2 separate regions of the Mus musculus genome follow, and region 1 is linked to region 2. A link is a loop called in an ENCODE intact Hi-C map of the cell type or tissue named here. Cell type or tissue: heart. All regions are shown on one strand. Links, peaks and the distances in the headings refer to the core of each region. The heading gives the core; the rest is flanking DNA.

Region 1 (6,383 bases), core at 895-5,894, 220 kb after region 2:
GCACAGCTGGTAGCCCCTCAGTGGAACATAAGCCCCTAGCCAGGAGGAGATGTCATATGCCAGATGTGAAACAAATGCTTCTGTCCTCACAAATTTACATGTTGAAGTTATGAACGTAATATGGTAGTATTTGGAGGTAGGTCTCTGAGACACAAGGTTAGATGAAGTTGTAAGAACAGGACCTCAGTCTTATGGGAATGGTGTCCTTATAACGAAATGGAAACACTAAGACCATTCAAGGAGAAACAGATTGTTCAGCAAATGTGCTAGGATGATTGTGTGTGAAAACTGGATTCACACCATGTTCCAAACCAACTGGAAATGGATTAAAAGGTATGGGATCATAAAAGTTCTGGAAGAAAGCTCCTTGGCATTGTTTCTGATACAATATATATGTATGTATACAATATATACATATATGGGTAATGCTAAAAGTTTTGGCAATAAGATTAAAAAGAAACAAAACAAAAAGATTACATGCCTAGAAGATTCTGCTGGTCAAAGGAACCAATTAATGAGATGGACAGGCAGCCTGAGAGAAAAAAAAATTCAAAATCCACAGATATGATATGGGGTTAATATCTGAAACATATAAGGAACTCGTATAATTCAATGGCAAATGAAAACAAAGTCAAGCCTGAAGCCCCCCCACCCCCAAAAGGGGAAAACCAACTGAGAAAATGACCATAGACATGGAAGTGGTGAACAGTGTGTGAGCTTGGCATCACCCATTGACAGGGGTAGACGAGGAAAAGTCACAGTGCAGTCTCCTGGTAGACTGGCTGTTGTAAACAGCCATGTGATATAATATTGCTGAAGACGAGAAGGGGGTTTCTTGGCACCCTTCAGATGTAAATTAACATAGACAGTAAAAGTAGGTCATTATCCAAAACATCCTCTTTGGAGTACTGCCCAATGGAAATGGAATCATTGTCTTAGAGATCTACAGCAGCGACAGAGTAGACTCAACCTGAGTGTCCAGTAAAGACAAGCAAAGAAAGAAGTTACGATATTCACACACAGTGGAATCTTTTAAAATAGTTGCTTAGTTTTAGTTTACATATATAAGGAAGTCAGAAGAGAAACTGGATGACTGTGAGTTCTACGAACCCCACCCTGATCCCTACAAGTGCTCTTAACAGTTGACGCATCTCTTAAGCCTCACACAATGGAGTTTCACCCAGTCTCCAAAAGGAAGAAAATTCCATCCGTTGTATTGTGGATGGATTTGGATGACATGAAACTAAGAGAAGTTAGCTATACATAAAAAGTACTGCAGGACCTCACTTGATGCTGCGTTGGTTTGCTTGTCCCTGTAACAAATGTTCAATGTTGTCAGCTTATAGAGAAAAAGCTTCTCCATAAGATAAAAGCTTCTCTATTGATAAAAGTGGGTTGCTCTAGTGTTGTGAAGCCCTTGTTGAAGCGGCTCTTCTGGTGGGCATGTATATTACAGAGCAAAAGAGATCATGCTCGCCACAGAGTCAGGGAAAAGGAGAATGAGGGAAGGGGTGTCCAATACGTTGATCTTCTTGACTGTATTAATCCACTCAGGATGAACATATTAAATAAAGCATTTTGTGTTCCTGAAGTATATACAGCAAAAAAAGAGCCAGTGATTTAAAAAAAAAATGCTTGCTTGCCCTCTCACCCTTTCCCTCTCCCTCTGCCATGTGAAATAGCAAGATATTCTGTCAGCAAGAGACCCTCCCCCGACATCAAATCTGTTGCCATCTTGACCAGCGTGCCAGCCTCCTCGGACTGTAGATTAGTTAAGCTGTCTGGTCTGTGGCATTTTCTGATGGTAGCAAACAAAGCACCCTGAGGCAGCACTAGAAGGCTAGGAACCGGTACCCATTTACATAGCTTCAGGAGATTCCACAGGCTTTGCATACTGTACTCATTCTTTCCTCGTATTTTCATTTTACAAACCAGTGAGGTAAGTTCTATTTTCATCCCGTGCCGGGGTGACGAAAACAGGCATCCAGGAGGCAGGTCTGAACAAGTTCATACAGAAGTGTGTACAGCCTGGGCTTTGCTCCAGGATAGCTGGCTCTACAGCCTGGAAAACTAGCCACTGGGCCTCCGTCCTCAGGATTTTAACTATTTCAGTAATCGTCATTGCAACTGGAAAGGGCCCAGCCACCTAAGCTGTCCTCCAGTTTGTCCTGCGACTTGCTGCTTAGTAGTAGGAGAGAGCTGCTGGTCTGGGGAGTCAGAGAGTGAAGAGAAGGGCGGGCCTCCTGTGGCTTTGCTGGCTGCTCTTGCCCCGCCTTCTGCTCCTGGTTCCCTTCTGTCCTCGCCTGGCACTGATATCCCTGATCACTCTTCCTGCTCTCCCACCTTCACCTGATCCTTGACCCCTCCGTCTTTTTCTCTCCTCCTTCTTCCCTCCTCCTCCTCCCCTCCGATCTCCAGGGCTTGTGACCCTGTTTGTGCTTCTTCAACATAGACTTTAGAAGGCGGGGCCAATCCTCTGTGGACTGAAACTTCAAAACTCTGTACTTAGATAAAGCTTTTCTTTCTATCAGTTGATTACGTCAGGTATTTGTTACAGTAACAGGAAGCCGACTAACAGCTCCAAGGCCCTGGAACCCGGGGATATGAACAGCTTACTTTAGCCTCTCATAGCCCTTCCTAGAAGTCTGCTACCAAACAGATTACACATCCCACATCTGTACCTCAGGCAAGGGAACAGGTGAGAGGCCACGTTTCACTTGGGACATCCAGGATTGGCTGTGCTAGGAAAACTAGGTGATCTCCCACAGGGCTGGAAAGCTGCTGATCCCATTGATGTTGAGAGTTACCAATGTCCAAGGCAGAAATCTCTAGACGGAAGGAGCCAGCCCACAGTCTGACAACACCATTTGGGCCCCTTGGGTTTCCAAGGGGGCTTAAGCCAACATTAGTTGAGATGAATCCACCTCTGGGCACACCTTTTCCTGGATGGTGGGGATGGAGCAAGTCAGCAAAGCTCAGACATAGCTCCATCACTCAGCCTAATAGAGGAATATTCACCCGATGAAAGGTCAGCACTGAAAGAATCGGCTTTAATATTGCTTTTCTTCTTTGCTCTTTTCCTAATATTTGACATTTATTGTGGATTTACCCCACTCCCAGCAAGCACTCTGCCAACTAGTTTCTAAATCACACCTAGTTAATAATTGTCCATCCTACCAAGCATTGAAAACCATCATTAAGAAAAAAAAATCACAGCTAGTTAATAAAATTTTCATTCAGGCAAACACTGAAAAATACCACTCAAACATCTAGTTAGATAGGTCTTGGAGTCCGCATATGTTTATCTTACCTGAATTCTTAACTGGGAAGGAACCGAGCATCTGTGTATATTGATGTGAATGATGATGCACGTGTTGCTAGAAACTGTGTCAGTTGAGTGCTTTTCTTAGTACCATTTTATAGGCAAAGGAACATATATATGGGAATAATACTACTTAGGTAGTTGGGAGGGCACATGAGACAAAGACCCCTTATTTAGCATTGTACCTGTGTGGCTTCTAAGCCGGCTATGACCTACACCATTCCTGCCCAGCTTCCTTCTCTGTATCTCCAGAGTTAAGATCCTTGAACTGCCATTTAAAGATGGAACACCATACTGCACTCATTATACATTTTCTATTTTCCTCAACCACCCCTACCCCCCTTTTCTGATTGCAACAGAAATGCTTACTTATAAACATCTACTAGCCAATCACTCCCCATGACAGCAGAGATTATTAACAGATGAACAGGGTCAAAACCCAAGTGACAGAGAAATCTTCTCTAAAGATAATGAATTTCTTTGGGAATAGCCTGGCAATTCCCCAACCATGAGCCACGTTAGATTACATGTGCATTCAAAGATCTCGAGGCAAAGGGAAGCTTTTGAAGGCAAAATGAAGAATATGACATAAATTATTTTGAAGCAGTAGTCCTTGACTACAAGGACTGATAACAAGGATGGCATCAGTCCATGGTGAAGCAGGCCATTTTAGTCAGAAGTTCTTATAGAAGGATTGATTGAGTGTGTGTGTGTGTGTGTGTGTGTGTGTGTGTGTGTGTGTGTACAAGACTGTCATGGCCTTTGTGAACCATTCTGATTCTGACATACTCATTTGTAATATTTTTTACTAGCAAATGAATATGTATGAAATCTATTTAATATTTTATTTTTTTATTGGTGGTTGACAAATGTGACTCCATTTTGACTCTGATTGATTCTGATTATTTTCATAATAATCCAATGAGAAACAAAGAAGTTAGCAAAAAATGACCATAGGGTCTATGAATGCTCTGAGGGATACTCACTGAGTACTATGGAAACCTGTGGTGTGTGTGTGTGTGGGGGTGGTGGTGGTGGTGGAATTCAATGGCAAGGAGATAAATTTAAAAGATGATGGTTGAGTAGAATCAGGAACAATACAGTTTTACTAAGAACTACAGGTTTTGCTGCTTCCCTCTCAATGTGTAAATATACTCTGTGTGTGTGTGTGTGCGTGTGTGTGTGTGTGTAATGAAGATGGAAACCAGGGCTTTGCACATTCCAGTCTAGCACTCCACTGAACAACTAGCTGCCAAACTTGGATATGGAAATCCCTACCATGGTATGATGAACTCTGGAGATAAGATCTTTGGGAGAGAACTATGACTAGATGAGGTTATGAGGTGAGGGCTTTCATGAGAAGAAACATGGCTTCATAAAGACAGACCAAGAGGTTCTCTCTCTTTACTAGTTAGGATGAGGAGGTGAGCCAGGAAGAGAACTTCACCAGGAATCCAATTGGTTAACACCATGAGTTGTGTAGCTGTTCCCTCCATTTTAAATGGAAGCTCTTTAAGAAACCGGATGCTAGAAAGATGAAACAACAGGGTGTTATAAGGGGTAATGAAACATCCCACTCTGTAGGGATGCACATTTCGACACAGGATGTTCTGAGGGGAACTGAAACAATCCACCTTGAAGAGAAGCTCATTAAGCTCAGGAAGAAAAACAAAAAACAAAAACTCTAGGGCTGTAGAAAGCTCCTGAAACTGACCAGATTCACTATGTTCCTCCTTCCCCAAGTAAGGACTGCTAAGAGAGAGAACTCAGAACAGAACAGCTAAGCTTCCTGCAAAAGCTCTGACCAATTAAACTACCTGGAAAGGACACATTTCAACCTATTTAGCTGCCTGTGGACTCGAGGTTTCCAGCTTTTATGAGCTGTCACCCATACTGGTGTGAACTTTGGTGATGCAGCTGTCTTTGAGTCATTTCTGTGCCTGAAAGTAACCCCAATAAAACTTAACTGGCTTACAGTGTTGAACTTGGCTGGTGTCCATACTTTGACCTGTTGTCAGTTCCCAATCTGGGGTGTGTAGACATTTGTTCCTCCCCCTTATCCCCAGGAATAATGTTGCATAACACCTTGGACATTTCAACTTGGTTGAAGTCACCCATTTTATAGTACTTGTTTATCATCTCTACAAATTAAGACACTGGCTAAACAGCAAAGAAAGGTCCTTCTGATAGAAAGACCAAGGGTGGATGCATGGAAGAGGAATTTCTAGGAAGTCTTGGAGAGTGGTGGATCCTCCAGGACTTCCATTTAATGGCCACAGTTCGGAGATGCTTGAGTGACAGCCCTGGCATATGCTCAGCTTCAGCTTCAATAAAAAATGGTCAGTAAGTGCTGTGGATGAAGCTTTTCCCATACAGCTAGTGTTGATGCTTTGAGACGGAAAGTTCAACACAAAGCTCATCAAGACCTCATGTGCAAGAGATTTTGCAAAGCAGGAAATTGAAGAGATTACATGTTGTGTTTGAGTGTTCATGAAGGTCTACTAGATTGTTTATGGACCCAAGATTTCTTTTGCCCTGGGTACAGTAAACATGTGCTGACTTGATGCTCATTAATATTTAAGCTCCCTTGTGAACTTGGATGTTAACCTGTCACATTATTTTGATTGAGCAATCCTGCTTTGTGCCATATTTCCACCCATATGCACACTAGTGATAAAGCGTGTGGTTTCTGTCCACACCAAGCAGAGTGGTGGAGGGTGATACAGAAGGAAGACAACATACTTGATTGTGCATGGTGATACATGGTACTGAGGTCAAGAGCCAAGACAGGAAGAGTAGTCGTGGAGACAGATGGTTGTTTTCAAAGGACTGTCTGAAGAGGTAAAGGATGAGCAAGACTGTCTTTCCTTGGAGGAGCTGCAGGTAGGGAAATGGGTGGGTTTGAAAGCTCTAAGCTGGATGCTGGGAATGAGAGTATGGAGTACACTGAAAAAAAAAAAAACTAGAAGCAGTAGTGTGCATCGGACAAATAGGCAAGGAGTTTGATCATGGCCTGTGGCCACTGCAGGAGTTTGAAATTGATTCCAGCCAGAATTTCCAG
Region 2 (6,383 bases), core at 534-5,533:
AGAAGTGATTATGTAACGACTCAAGTGACTGATTCAGGAGCATGCCTGAGCTGAGCCAAGCTGAGCTAAGCAGAATCTCCCGTGGGCTTCTCGAATACTGAGCCAAGAGGAGTGCACACCCTCTCAGGCTAAAGATCTGGTGAGGACATGAGTCAGAGCTGTCATGTCCTAAGTTCTTGTGTGACTTTTCATGGGGAGATATAAACTGATATGTGTTCATTCCAGATAGGACATGAACAGGAGATCAAAGAAATGATTCTACCCATGTCTAGTGTGGTGAAACAGTGCGTTTATTAGAGCGGCTTACTGGAGCGTGGGTGAAGGGTTACTTTCAGGAGCATGAGTGACTCATGAGGGCATCATCAGAGAGCCCACCCCAGCATCACTGAAGACTCATGAAAGTTGTATCCCTGTGCAACTTGCGGACCAAAGCTCTAATGAGTCTCTTCTCCCTGAGCATCAATTTTTACTGCTTATATAATCCCCAGAGAAAGGCCTCGCGAGCTTTGGAAGTGTTGTGAGCTTCTTGAATTTTATGAGCTTCTTTCTTCCCTCCAAGTGGGGATGCTTCAGTTGGGAGGAAACAGTGAGACAAGCTGGGGTAGCTTGGTGATGTTTGCACACAGAGAAAAGCCGAGACGGGAGAAGAGAGTGGGCTCTGGGAGCTTCTCTCCATCTCTGTCTACCTTGCTTTGTGGTATAGTCTTGACTTAGCAGGGATTCCTGCCATTTGTGACTACAAGAATCTCAATAAATTCAGAGAGAAGCTGCACTGTATTAAAACAGGTGAAAAAAAATAGACATGGAATTCAAAAGACTGGGAAGTTCCACTCTGAGCAGGAAGAGTGAAAAGGGGGTCAACACATTACTGGAGGAAATGGTACCCTGCCATCTGATGCAGGGAGGAAGAAAACAGCCCAACTCATCACTGGCTTCATTTTCTCAACACGGATCTCGTTCAGATTAGAAAGGTGGAAATAAACTTGGTCAAAAGGTCATTGACACCCAGGGCAAGTGAAGAGGGAGTAAGAAAGGGCCACTGCCATTTTAATAGGCTCATTTTCATGTCCTGCCGGTAGTGTGAATGGAGTGATTACTTTTCTATGGGATTTGGTGGCATGAAGTTGTAAGAACCGTGGCAGTGGTTGGCATAGTGTAAAATGAGGGTGAGGACTGGAACAGTTTTCACAGGGCACTGGGGACTGGAGATAATGCTGAGAACTTCTAGAGGAAGTACTACACCTCAGTTTTAGTGAGGCACACTATAGAGCCCTTGTGGCATGCTGGTAGTGTGGATTCTCTGGACTTCGCCTCATGAGAGAAAGTGGAGTGCTGGCTGGTGGGTTAGTGATTAGTGAGAGGCAAGGAGAGAGAACCTTGTGTTGGATAGGATGTGACTGACGTGTCTGAGGGACATCTGTGTGGAGCTGTTCAGATGGCAAACAGCAAAACAGAATCTAGAGATCAGAAGGGAATTTGGGGTTGGGGAAAGCAGCTCTGGGTATGGGGTGTGAACAGAAAAGGGGTAGCCAGTTGGTGAATGAGACCCCAATAATTCCTAAATATAGAAGAGAGAAGGGCAGACTCAAAGCTAGACTCTGCATCGTGTTGACTTGACATCCAAAAGGAGAAGAGAGAGAGGGCATTCATGGTTGGAGACATTCCAAAATAGAGACAGTGCAGCAGCTAGCAGGCCCTGTGCCGCAGGATGATGAAGCTAAAGAATGAAGGAAGACTGCCCTTGGTTGCGAATGAGGATCTTTAGAGGATCTTTTTCAATCTATACACAGTAAATGTTGAGTAGAACAATCTTTCTCTCTCTCCTCCTTATCTCCTCTCTCTCTCTATCTGTGTGTGTGTGTGTGTGTGTGTGTGTGAGAGAGAGAGAGAGAGAGAGCAAGAGAGAGAGCGAGAGAGAGCACATGTGCTTGTGGAAACCAGAGGCCAGACACTATATGTTTACTCTTTTTTGAGTCAGGATCTCTCACTGGCCTGAATCTCTCCAAGCAGGCTAGGTTGACCAAGGAATTCATCTGTTTCCACCTTTCTGGTTCTTTTTACCATTGATTCTGGGGTTTGAACTCAACCCTTCATGCTTGCAACTAAGCTAGCTCCCTGGTCCCCTGGCCCCTTTTCTCAGCCCTCCAACAGCCTATGGATATGGATCCTAACACTGATTTTTCTCTTCCCACTCTTCCACATGCACCGAGCTTGATTTCTGACAGTCTGTACAGGCCCAAGAAAGGACGTACAGTCCCTGTCTGGTGTCTTAGCTGGAGAAATACTGACTTAAGAACTCATGCTCATAGACTCTGAAACCACAGTGGCTTAAAATCAAGCACATCTGTGATATCGGAGGTGCCTCAGAAGTGGGTGGGAGGCAGTGGTGTCCTCTGACTCACATGGTCAGTAAGGATGAGAGGTTCTGGTGCTGTGTGGCTACAAGCATGCCATTGGTGTTGACATCCAAACCAGGAGAGAGAGAGAGAGAGAGAGAGAGAGAGAGAGAGAGAGAGAGAGAGAGAGAGAGAGAGAGACACGCACCCAGGCAGAAGTCTCTGGATGTATGCCCAGATGTGGCCTGAGGAGGTGGGACTCCAGCCAGACTTGGAAGTGGTGTGCCTTATGTCACTTTTGCTACAGACTATTGGCTAGAATGGAAGCACATGGTCTGACAACAGGAGAAGCTGAGGAATGCAGTGTAGCTGAGCTGGAGGAGGGAGGGAAAAACTGTGTAGTAGCCACAGTAGTTAAGCTCTGACAGCACTGGGCCCTGCTCACTTTTCCCAGTGCCCTCATTCTGCAGTTTGATCCTCTTCCAAGGAGTGGGAGAGCATCATTTTTGTCTTATGTGCCAAACATGTTCCCATTTTCCCTTCAGCTGGGGTCATTCTGTCTCCTCAGGCACGCTGTTTTCTCAAACACTGTTTATACTATAAGCTAACCTGAGACTTGCTATATCTTGCACAGCCTTTCTCTGGGCTAAAGTGAGTTCCTTTCTTCTGTGATTTGAGTATAGCAGACCCCGTTATACCTTCCTCCTTCGATGATCACTGCAGTGGTTATATAGATTTCTGTGTCCTTCTGGCGACATAGACCACAGACTCACTCAGGCAGCTTAAGTAATAGCTATCTTTGCTCACTCTGTAATTATGCTAACTATAGGTTCTACCTTCCCAAACCAGGATGTGTGGTCTAAAAAGTGTTAGTGTATGGACACTAGAATTAAATGGATGAAATGTTGTATATCAACTGTCTTTGAGAATATTGGAGAAATATAGAAATTTGATCATTTTTGTTGATCTGAAATGAACTGTGTGACTGTTATAATGCATACAAAGTAAGAGAAAGTAATTTATGAGGACATTTAAAAAGTGTGTATGTGTGTGCATATATCTCCACGTGTGACTGCAGGTGCTTGTGGTGGCCATAAGAGGGCATTAGATCTCTTGGACCTGGAGTTACAGGCAGTTATGAGCTATCTGACATGATTACTAGGAACTGAACTTGGGTCCGGTACATGTTCTTAACTGCTGAGTCATCTTTTCTGTTCCGTTCATGTTTTCCGTTCTGTTCATGTTTTCAGATCATTACAGAGCTGGTTGGAGACATTTCCTTGGACACTGTCTTTCCCAGCTCAATTTCTAACATCCTGAAATTTGATAGCCAAACGGAATGTCTAGACACATTATTAAAAAAAGGACAAACACATATATCCAGAAGATGTCCCAACCAGTAAGAAGGACACATGCTCCACTATGTTCATAGCAGCCTTATTTATAATAGCCAGAAGCTGGAAAGAACCCAGATGCCCCTCAACAGAGGAATGGATACAGAAAATGTGGTACATCTACACAATGGAGTACTACTCAGCTATTAAAAAGAATGAATTTATAAAATTCCTAGCCAAATGGATGGACCTGGAGGGCATCATCCTGAGTGAGGTAACACATTCACAAAGGAACTCACACAATATGTACTCACAGATAAGTGGATATTAGCCCAAAACTTAGGATACCCAAGATATAAGATACAAGGTGCTAAACACATGAAACTTAAGAAGAATGAAGACTGAAGTGTGGACACTATGCCCCTCCTTAGAATTGGGAACAAAACACCCATGGAAGGAGTTACAGAGACAAAGTTTGGAGCCGAGACTAAAGGATGGACCATCTAGAGACTGCCATATCCAGGGATCCACCCCATAATCAGCTTCCAAACGCTGACACCATTGCATACACTAGCAAGATTTTGCTGAAAGGACCCAGATGTAGCTGTCTCTTGTGAGACTATGCCGGGGCCTAGCAAACACAGAAGTGGATGCTCACAGTCAGCTAGTGGATGGATCACAAGGCTCCCAATGGAGGAGCTAGAGAAAGTACCCAAGGAGCTAAAGGGATCTGAAACCCTATGGATGGAATAACATTATGAACTAACCAATACCCCAGAGCTCTTGACTCTAGCTGCATATGTATCAAAAGATGGCCTAGTCGGCCATCACTGGAAAGAGAGGCCCATTGGACACGCAAACTGTATATGCCCCAGTACAGGGGAACGCCAGGGCCAAAAAAAATGGGAATGGGTGGGTAGGGAAGTGGTGGGGAGGGTATGGGGGACTTTTGGGATAGCATTGGAAATGTAATTGAGGAAAATATGTAATAAAAAATATTTTTTTTTAAAAAAAAGGACAAACATCCATTCAAGCAAAGCCCAACATTGTACATGTGGCACCTTGGGCCAGTAAGTGGCCACTTCAGTTTTCAGATGAACAGTTTTATTTGGTGTCTGTTTTGGTTTGTTCAGCAACTGGAAACCTGTTTACAACTCTGTGACTGAGGGCCTTGGGTGTGCCTATAAATTATTCTGTCTACAAGTCAACCAGGGGCAACAAGCTTCAGGTCTATTTATTGCTTGAATTTGATCCTCAGTTTTGAGGCAGTGATACAAGAACTGAACTATTTCAATAATAAAAATGTTTGTTCTTGTCTGTTTCCTTTATGGCTGAGATTTACTGGCCCTTGGTGGGTTGAAGCGAGGAGGAAAAAAGATGAGCTGGGGCCTAGTGCAAATGTCTGTGGCAGTGGGTGGGCTGCCCTGAGCTGGGTGCCTAGGGGACTACGCTGGTTTGTTAGGTTTGAGGTTGGGCTGACTGGTGGAGCACAAGACTTCCTCTCTCTAGGCTGAAAGACTGAGGGCTCCTCCACAGAAGAAATGTGGGGAGAGTGTAGGTGGATCAGTGTAGAGATAGCCCTGTAGCCTGCTGGTGGGTCTTCCTTGGTCATGTCTCCAGGGAACCAGCCCAGTGATGGTGCAACAGGTACATCCTAAAGGCCCCTGTGCCAAGTCCAATCTCTTGGTTTATCTTCTCCCTATGATTCTGTCTTATTGGCAGACGTTTCCATGATATGCTTTCGACTCCCTTTTCTGGAATATTCTGCTCCCCACAACCTGTCTGAGCTGGTTGGAAGCCAAGGCATCTTTGGACATTCTTTCTCCTTTTTCCTTCTTTGTACGGTTGTGACTAATTGTGAGCTTTAAGTTCTGGTTTGGTGTTTTCCATCTGCCAAAGCCATTTGGGCATTCTTCTCTGCCTGATCCCCAGCATCTTCCAGCCAATGGTCTCTGAGCTCGTTCATTGTCCCTTGAGCTTGATTGCCATGTGTGAAGCTATATAGCTCTAGTCTGACCTAGCACAGCTGTGGGAGCTCCCTGTTGTCAAATGGGAAGACAGAAGCCCTACTCAGTGGGCTTACTGGGGAATCCAGCAGGGAGATGCTGGAAGAGAAAATCGCAGAGCTGGTGTCCACAGATGTTCTTGAGCTTGGAGCTCAGCACCCAAACCAACTTCAGAATGGTTGATGGAAACTATATGGCTTGTTCAGGGGGATGCTGGGATACTGTTGGTCTTTTTCTGGTATCTTGGGTCAACTTTGTGAGTGTGGGAGAGTTTTTGAGTCCTGATAAATATCCCTGAAAACGTCCCTAGTGGGTACACAGCTGAGACCAGAAGAGGCAGGCTCAGTTTCATATAAAGAACTCCTTGGAAGGGAGAGAGGTCTGTAGACAAACTGGGCTGCCTGAGAAGCAGGTGAGCTGGCTCCCCTGAGGTGCTCAGTAGAGGTCTAACAAAGTTGGAATATTTAACATTTGCAGCGGTTGATGTAGGTGGCCTTTAAGGGTTCCTGTGAGCACGGTCCTGGTCACCTGGCTCCTCCTGTAGGGTAGCTAGAGAGCTCAGTGGTTACACACATGGGAATATAAAAATGCAAACTAAGCAAGCAAGGATTGCTTCTCTTGATAGAAATCATGGCCCTTCTGTGTAGGAGCATGGGTTGGGTGCAGGGTAGGGAGGGTGAGAAGATCCTGCATCACGGAGATGAGGA

The links. Hi-C counts contacts between places; a loop is a spot of excess contacts. Peaks named below come from ENCODE experiments on the same cell type or tissue, not always from the same donor. Only the 100,000 strongest peaks of a DNase experiment are listed, where the experiment ranks them.
Region 1: a loop joins it to region 2, with 2.2 times the contacts of the local background. A loop is called at or near these places in 2 of 42 quality-filtered maps.

The regions. Positions count from the first base shown.
Region 1 is chr13:35,379,356-35,385,738 of GRCm38, reverse strand. No RefSeq gene overlaps it. Among named protein-coding and RNA genes, the nearest start is that of Gm22674, 89 kb to the right of the region's middle. In heart, for the core only: no CTCF peak of the experiment used is centred there; no DNase peak of the experiment used is centred there; H3K4me3 peaks cover 1,012 bases; H3K27ac peaks cover 1,941 bases.
Region 2 is chr13:35,600,435-35,606,817 of GRCm38, reverse strand. No RefSeq gene overlaps it. Among named protein-coding and RNA genes, the nearest start is that of Cdyl, 56 kb to the left of the region's middle. In heart, for the core only: no CTCF peak of the experiment used is centred there; a DNase peak (open chromatin) is centred at 2,607.